Linked DNA regions of Homo sapiens: region 2 is linked to region 1. A link is an interaction called in ENCODE POLR2A ChIA-PET data of the cell type or tissue named here. Cell type or tissue: MCF 10A. All regions are shown on one strand. Links, peaks and the distances in the headings refer to the core of each region. The heading gives the core; the rest is flanking DNA.

Evidence for each region. Peaks named below come from ENCODE experiments on the same cell type or tissue, not always from the same donor. Only the 100,000 strongest peaks of a DNase experiment are listed, where the experiment ranks them.
Region 2: POLR2A ChIA-PET joins it to region 1 with 7 read pairs; 5 of 35 experiments call an interaction of 5 or more read pairs at or near these places.

The regions. Positions count from the first base shown.
Region 1 is chr1:150,894,003-150,898,392 of GRCh38, reverse strand. All of the region lies in intron 1 of CTXND2 (cortexin domain containing 2), which reads right to left. It also overlaps a transcript of LOC107985204 not described here. Among named protein-coding and RNA genes, the nearest start is that of CTXND2, 9.1 kb to the right of the region's middle. In MCF 10A, for the core only: no CTCF peak of the experiment used is centred there; a DNase peak (open chromatin) is centred at 2,612.
Region 2 is chr1:150,993,853-150,998,242 of GRCh38, reverse strand. It overlaps ANXA9 (annexin A9), which reads right to left. Exons shown (of 14, transcript NM_003568.3): 13 at 3,544-3,666; 14 at 2,609-2,983. The coding sequence ends at 2,921. It overlaps MINDY1 (MINDY lysine 48 deubiquitinase 1), which reads left to right. Exons shown (of 10, transcript NM_001376665.1): 8 at 1-161; 9 at 464-619; 10 at 876-1,408. The coding sequence ends at 956. Among named protein-coding and RNA genes, the nearest start is that of MINDY1, 11 kb to the left of the region's middle. RefSeq lists enhancers at 199-698, 2,048-2,267. In MCF 10A, for the core only: a CTCF peak has its summit at 2,146 (motif pointing right); a DNase peak (open chromatin) is centred at 2,142.

The sequences.
Region 1 (4,390 bases), core at 163-4,162:
CCACCCAAGAGGGCTTCCTCTTAGGTGGAATTCAACTTAGGATGAAGTTACTTTAACAGAATGTGGCTAGAGGTAAATATATTAGACTCAGCATTGTAAAGTCCAATGGGAAGAAGGAGATTGACTCTGAGGCATCTGCAGATAAATAACCTTAATGGGGGAATTTCTGAGAAACCTATAAAAAGCACATCATGAGAGAAAGTGCCCTGAACATCATCCTAGAAAGACAAAAAAAAAAACCCCACATCTATAGTGCTAGCTTCTTGGGAGGATTGCTTGAGCCCAGGAGTTTGAGGCTAGCCTGGGCAACAAAGCAAGACCATGTCTCTTAAATAGAAAAAAGCCAATAGATTTGTTTTGAAAAGTGGTTTAATGGGTGTTTTGGTTACACACAAGCAAAGCTAAAATCTTGTTTGGTAAAGAGTTAATTGGGATGATGCAGAGCTAAACTGCTCTGTGAAACAATATCATGAGTTGTGGTCATTATGGTACAGAGTTGTACCTTGCCAGAGAATTGCAAGGAAGTTGTCCTAAGACCTAGGATGAGAGAAAAGTGGTCCAGAGTTCCTCCCAATGGCTAAAAAGTATGGAAATATTGGTAAATATCTGTACCACCCTTTGGGTGTATATATATATTATTTATAGATATATCACATTGTTTATGTATCTTGTCCTTTCTATAGTGCTCTTTCAGAACAAGGTCATATGCATTTTTGCATTCAAAATTGCAGTGATTTCTCACTCCCTGTATCTATTAATATCCTTTTGGAGGCTGGCCTGTGGTGGCTCATGCCTGTAATCCCAGCACTTGGGAGGCTGAGGCAGGTGGATCGCTTGAGCTTGGAGTTTGAGACCAGCCTAGGCAACATGGAGAAACCCCATTTCTACAAACCATACAAAAGTTAGCCGGTGTGGTGGCTTATGCCTAAAGACCCAGCTACTTGGGAGGCTGATGCTGGAGAATCACTTGAGCCTGGGAAGTAGAGATTGCAGTGAGCCAATATTGTGCCACTGCACTCCAGCCTGGGCGACAGTGAGACCCCTTTTGGGCCTATTTCCAAAATATTTCTCACATAAATTTTCTTCTCTGTTTCTTTCCAGCCACCTCTGTACTCCAGGCCATCAAATGCCAGCCTCCTGTAAATACACTCTGATTTCCTGAAAACACTCTTATTCCCCTCCAAACTACAAAGTGATCTTTAATAAATGCAAATTGATCAGTCATCTGATCAAAATCTGTTTTCAGCTTCCCACTGTCTTAATGGGGCTCCAAGGCTCTTGACAATTTATTCTAACCTTATTTCTTACCTCTCTGTCCCTTGTACTTTCTAACCTGGCAATAGTGGGCTTCTCACAGTTCCATGAATTTTGCCTGCCCCTCTCTTCCCCTTTGCTTTCAAGCCTTTTCCTTTAACATTCTCTTTGTGTTATTCTCTTCCCTCTATATTCAACTTCTAGGCTTTGCTTAAATATAAATTTTCTAGGGAGATCTTTCAGTAATATTCACTATAATTTATTATATTACTTTAGTCTGTACTGGCTGATAAAATTGTAATCCTTTATGAGAGTAGGGATCATATAGAATTTGTTTATCCTAAAAGTCTGGGATATATTAGATGTTCAATAAATATTTGTTCAGTGAATGAATGTAGCCCTATATGTTTCTAAAGTGGGTATGTAAAACTTTGTTGAATGAATGAATGACTTTGAGATATGGTGTTGGCACTGAATTAAGACAGGAGAAGACTACTGGTGATCTAAAAGGAAATAGTGTTATAGTAGTAAAGAAGGAATCCAGGTTTTAGTGGATAAAGCAGCAAAGGACAGTGAGGAAATAAAGACACTAAGATTTTAAATCATTTATGAGAAGTTCAACTAGGAAAGAAAGAAGAGAAGTAGAATAGCAGCTGAAAGCCTATTTGCAGAATTAAGTGAGGGATTCCTTTTCACAGGCAGAACAGAAAGGTATCAGGTAGGATGCTTTTGGTTGCGAGTGACAGAAAAGCCCACTCACATGAGACTTAAAAATAAAATGGAATTTATTGACTCATATGGCCAAAAAGTCCAGAGTGAGACTACCTTTAGCTATGGCTGAATCCAGTGATTCAAAGTATCAGGGTTCTGCCTTTATGTGTCTATGGCTTTTCTTAACCCTGCCTTTCTTCTATGTTGATTTAATCCCCAGTTTGGCTTCCCTTACGGTATCAAGAATGGCTCCAGCAAATTCAAACCTCACATATTCCCCCTACCTATCATCTCTCCTGCTCCTTTCCAGAGGAAAAAAGAACACATTCTTGTTTGCAAGCAACAGGAACGGATTCTCCGTTAAACAGAAAATATATTTATTGTAAAGAGGTCAGATAGCTCTCAGAAAGAGAACTAGTCTTATAAACAGACAGAAATCAAGAGAAGCCAGCCATCAGGAACCATAGCCAGGGAGAGCACAGGAAAAGTCTGGTTAGGGCAATGCTGGCATTAGACATTGCCACCACCAGACACTGCTGTTGCCGAGCACTGCTGCTACTGTCATTGGATACTGCTGCCTCTGGCATGGCTGAATTATAAATTGTGTCATCTTTGTGTCACTCAATAGTCTAGTCTCTGGCTAGAGCATCTGACTGGTCAAGGCTGAGTCATGCACTAACACCTTGGCTGCCAGAGGGTGGAAGAGGGAATATTTGATTTCTCTAGGCCTCCGCAGTGGGAATTGTTTCTGACAGATTCATGTGAAGAAAGACTTCTTCATGGCCGGGTGCAGTGGCTCACGCCTGTAATCATCCCAACACTTTGGGAGGTCGAGGCAGGTGGATCACTTGAGGTCAGGAGTTCAAGACCAGCCTAGTCAACATAGTGAAAGCCCATCTCTACTGAAAATACAAAAATTAGCTGGGCGTAGTGGTGCGCACCTATAATTCCAGATAATTGGGATGCTGAGGTAGGAAGATCACTTGAACCTGAGAGGTGGAGGTTGCAGTGAGCTGAGATCGCGTCTCTGCACTGCAGCCTGGGCAACAGAAAGAGACTTCGTCACACAAAATTAAAAAAAGAAAAAAAAAGAAAAAAAAGATTTCCCCAAACAGGAAGGGTAGTTGGATGTTGGGCAGACAAAAAATGACAAACATCCATTCTTTGGTCTTGGCCCCAATCTAGCTATAGTCTATTTTTTAAAAATTCACCTAAAATTTAAAGACATGGAAAGGCTGAAAATAAAAGGGATAGAAAAAGGCATATTTGGTAAAGACTAGCCAAAATAAAATTTTATATCTATAAAATTTTATAGCTATATTAATATCAGACAAAATAGAACTAAATACAAAAAGCATCATATATATATATATGTATATATATATGTTTTTTTGAGGGGGACGGAGTCTCACTGTGTCACCCAGGCTGGGGTGCAGTGGTGCGATCTCGGCTCACTACAACCTCCTCCTGGTTCAAGCAATTCTCCTGTGTCAGCCTCCTGAGTAGCTGAGACTACAGGCACGCGCCACCACATCCGGCTAATTTTTTATTTTTAGTAGAGGTGGGGTTTCACCATGTTGGCCAGGCTGGTCTCAAACTCCTGACCTCAGGTGATCCACCCGCCTCAGTCTCCCAAAATGCTGGGATTACAGGCATGAACCACTGTGCCTGGCCACAAAAAGCATTATTAAGGATAGAGAGGATTAATAAATAATGATCAAGGGTTCAATTCAGTAGGAAGATATAACAATTCTAAATTATATGTACCTACATGGGTACACTGAAAGTCCAGACTTTACCACATTGATATATGCATGTGAGAAATCTGCACTTGTACCCGCTAAATAAAATAAATAAATAAATACATTATATGCATCTAATAAAACAGTCTTAAATAAGAAAGCAATAGAACTCTAGAGAGAAATAGATATAAACCACCATTATGGTAGATAGAACACACATTCTTCTCAAGTATTAATAGGTTGACTAGGCAAAAATCAGTGAAGATATAGAATATTTGAATAATACAATTAACAAGCTTGATTTATTGAACATCTATAAAATCTTGTGCCCTATAATTAGCAAATTCATATTTTTCCATTGTAGTCTTTAATCCCATTTGAGTTGGGCTTTTCGGTCATGTGTAACTAAGAATCCTACTTCTGTTTTAAATAACTAGAAAGTTTCTATTCCCTGCAAATAAATCCTGATTGACACAAATACCAAGCTGAGTTTTTCCCAGAAATGCAAGGGTAGTTTACATGAGAAAACCTGTAAGTGACATTTAATATATAGATTAAATGAAAAAATTACCTCAATGATTACAGAAAAAGCATTTGATAAAACTTAATACTAGCCAAGACAGGAGGATTGCCTGAGTCCAGGAGTTCGAGACCAGCCTGAGCAACATAGTGAGACGCCCCCA
Region 2 (4,390 bases), core at 203-4,202, 100 kb before region 1:
GCTTTCTACAGGAGGAGCAAGTCGTATGGGAGAGCCTGCACAATGTGGATGGAGACAGCTGCTTTTGTGACTCTGACTTTCACCTGAGTCATTCCCTGGGCAAGGGGCCTGGAGCAGAAGGTGGGAGTGGCTCCCCAGAAACGCAGCTGCAGGTAGACCAGGTGTGTAGGGCACTTAGGAAAAGTGCAGAGAGCACATGTGCCTCAGAGAGCTTTTTACTGCATACATTTTAACTGCTAGAGGCCATGTGAACCCATGCCTCTCTCTCTGGGTTACCTCAGACCGTCTCCTCACTTGGTGTGTATTCTCTGGCACCACAGATAATGCATTTGGCTGTGTGTGCTGCTCTGTGGGGAGAAAGAGCTAGAGAATTTGAGGGATGTGGGAAAACTGATTTGGAAACCTTGCCTGAATAGCCACGGCTCTGGGCCTCAGCCCACTGCACAACTCTTGTTCTCCCCAGGACTACCTGATTGCTCTGTCCCTGCAGCAGCAACAGCCACGAGGCCCGCTGGGGCTTACCGACTTGGAGCTGGCCCAGCAGCTTCAGCAAGAGGAGTATCAACAGCAGCAGGCAGCGCAGCCAGTGCGGATGCGGACGCGGGTCCTGTCACTGCAGGTGGGCTGCTGCCTGGGCGCCCACACTCCCGGTTTCCACCTCATGCTTTGCCGGGTCCAGAACACCTGTTATTCCTGCACTGGTCTCTTCAAGGTTTCTTCTCTCAGAGTCCTTCCCCTGCCTGTCCCTCTCCCCTGGAGCCCCTTCCTGTCTTCCTCTCCCTACTCTCTGTCCCAATCCTGACACCCCTTCTTCTAGAATCTCTTCTTGTGCTCTTCCAAGGAAGTTCAGTGACCAATTGTTAAATCCGATACAGGGGAGAGGAGCCACATCTGGACGCCCAGCCGGGGAGCGTCGGCAGAGGCCGAAGCACGAGTCAGACTGCATTCTGCTGTAGCTCTGCCCCAGTGCCAGGCTGGCCTGCCCCTTCTTCCAGAGGCTATGGCTAGTTGGCTTGCTCCCCCGCCTCCACCCCTGAGATGTGCTGGATAACTTATTTATGGACTGTTGGGGATGAGAGCAGGCAACAAATGCCAAGGTCAGACTTGGTAATGTCCTTGACCTCACGTGCTGCTGCCTTCTCTGCCTCCCATCCAGGGCAACACTAGGATTGGTGGGTTTCTGGTTCTCAACTCCCGGTCCCTGAATAGTCACACGTATGTACAGACTGAGGCTCTGGGGTGAGGTCCCTATCCAGAATGCATCTCTTCTGCTTCCCATCCCTGCTGCCTGGATGCTCCTGATCACCTAGGCAGGCCTGTCTCCAGTTGTTTCAGAGCTTAATTTGGGTTTCTATCTCTTATTTGTAATGCCTTCCTGGGGTTTGGAAATAAAACTTCTGGCCGGGCACGGTGGCTCACTCCTGTAATCTCAACAATTTGAGAGGCCAAGGTGGGCGGATCACCTGAGGTTAGGAGTTCGAGACCAGCCTGCCCAAAAAGGTGAAACCCCGTCTCTACTAAAAATACAAGAAATTAGCTGGGCGTCATGGTGGGCGCCTGTAATCCCAGCTACTCGGGAGGCTGAGGCAGGAGAATCACTTGAACCTGGGAGGTGAAAGTTGCAGTGAGCCGAGATCGCACCATTGCACTCCAGCCTGGGCGACAAGAGCAAAACTGTCTAAAAAAAAAAAAAACCTTCTTTCCTGAGATCTGTTGTTTGCCTTACCCTGAAGCAATAGGGTTAAGTATTTGACCCAATTGAAGAATGCAAAAAGCGGGAGGTGGGTCAGAGGCAGGAAGGTGGTTACCTGTCATTTCTTTTTTTCTTTTTTTTTTTTTTTTGAGATGGAGCCTCGCTGTATTGCCCAGGCTGGAGTGCAGTGGTGCAATCTGAGCTCACTGCAACCTCCGCCTCCCGGATTCAAGCGATTCTCCTACCTCAGCCTCCTGAGTAGCTGGGACTACAGGCATGCGCCACTGCGCCCAGCTAATTTTTGTATTTTTAGTAGAGACGGTTTCGCCACTTTGGTCAGGCTAGTCTTGAATTCCTGACCTCAAGTAATCCGCCTGCCTTGGCCTCCCGAAGTGCTGGAATTACAGGCGTGAGCCACTGCGCCCAGCTACCTGTCATTTCTAATATAGCCTGCAGGGGGAACCAAAGCCTGACTTTTTGTTTTTGTTTCTGTTTTTGTTTTTGTTTTCTATGGGAAATAGTGCTCTCCTGGGAGGTGGGTTTCCAAATCTCTGCTTGGACACATGAATTTGAGGGTTGTGCTCTCCACTAACCCAAGAATTCCCATGCTGGGGAGGGTAGCTTGGCCCTCCGCTTGCTTCCCAGTTCATACAGATGGTCCTTTGCTCCCTCTATTTCTCACCTTGTTCTAATGCCTGTTTCTCAATTATTTTGCCTGAAGTTTCCTGGAGAATGAGGGTGAGGGGAGACCTGGAGTGGGAGACCTGGGTGTGGATTACTGTAGCACTAAGGCAAAACAGGATTCCTGCGGAATAGCCAAGTGCACATCAAAGGCACTTCCAACTCCAGTGCCTCTTCCCGGTCCATGTCCTGCTCCACCCAACCTTCAATCAGGGAACACAAACAACAGCGAAGTTTGCCAAAAGAATTCGAGTATCAGTGAGATGTTCTGGCCAGGGTACAGGAGGGATGAGTGAGGCAGAAACTATCAAAGAAAACTCATTTCCCCACACCCAAGAAGGAGCTGGATGACCCAGGTACAGATATAATTTTGAGATGGGAAAATTAAGGGATTTTAAAGAAACAGTTCCAGCCTCAACAAGAAGCTAGAGAATGTGGTGCTCAGTGAGGGGTTATCCTACTTGGAGGCCCAGCTGGTCTCCCAGGTTCAGCCAAACACGGAAATCTCAGATCCTCGGATGTCATGTGGGGTGGGGCAGGGAAGTCTCACATGTCTTCAGCCCTGCACAAGGCCAGGAGGGCTGACTGGCAATCCCCTTTCACTGCATCCTGCAGACAAGGGAATTCAGTGTTAGAAAGATCCACCACCACTATGGCCCAAGTGCTCTCTCCCCTCCTTTGGGCTGGTCCATCACAGTTCATCTGGGAGGGAAGGGTCCTCCCGGGAGCTCAGAGTCCTGCACTACATTAACCAAAGACTCCTGGGTTTTCTTTTTTAAGATGGAGTCTTGCCCTGTCACCCAGGTGGGAGTGCAGTGGCACGATCTTGGCTCACTGCAACCTCTGCCTTCTGGGTTCAAGCGACTCTCCTGCCTCAGCCTCCTGAGTAGCTGGGATTACAGGTGCACGCCACCATGCCTGGCTAATTTTTGTATTTTTAGTAGAGACGGGGTTTCACCATGTTGGTCAGGGTGGTCTTGAACTCCTGACCTCGTGATCCGCCCACCTCAGCCTCTCAAAGTGCTGGGATTACAGGCGTGAGCCACTGTGCCTGGCTAACTACTGGGTTTTCTATGGGGCAAGAATATGCTCAGCTGTGTGCAGGGAGTGAGGGTGGAGGTGAGGAGTGAAGGCCTGAGGCTCCAGGCTAAGAAGTAGCCAAGTTTCACCTGGAGAGAAGAGTAGAGGGACTTCCCAAATTTCTTCCTGAACTCAGCTCTGATACTCAGAAGGTCAGTCTCACATCGAGAGATAAGGATGCGAATCAGGACTTGGTAATTGGGCTCAGTTTCCTAGTAGGGGAAGAAAGAGATGGGGGGTAGTTAGTGAGAGTCTCACTGAGAGTAGGGGTTGAATGGCTTGGAGGGTTATTGTAGGAAGGGGAGGCAAGGTGGGAGTCAAGGGATAAGAGTGTACATTATACATTATCTCGGGACAAAAGTTATGTTTGTCCATCCTCAAGGAAGATGACACAGCAGGAAAGATCAGTCTCTGTGGGGGCAGCTTGAGTATTTATTTCTTTCCACATGTCTTTCCTGCCCCTACCATTAGCTTAGAGCTGTGTACCTCCAGAATTTGGTGGTGAGCAGCTCCAAAGATAGGTACACCAGGAAGGCTAGAAAAGATTTGGTGCATATAAAGACTGCCAGCATGAAAACCAGGAAAACTGCTTTTAACTTTCAAGTTAGTGAATATCCAAGGAGGATATACCTGCCCTATCCCTAAACTGAGCTGATGAGGCTCTGATAGGGTTCAAGGTTGTGTGACTTCTAGTTCTGATTCCAACCCAATAGGGCCATCTCACAGCCCCATCTCTGCATATTAGTTTCTCCGGTTGGACCCTTAGGCTGAAACATTGCTATCTTCCTCCTGTACATGCAGCAGGCCTGTTTTTTGGCTAAAGAAAGTAATGAAAGGTTCAGTTTAGAAATAACAGGCCAGGCACAGTGGCTCATGCCTGTAATCCCAGCACTTTGGGAGGATGAGGCGCGTGGATCATCTGAGGTAGGAGTTCGA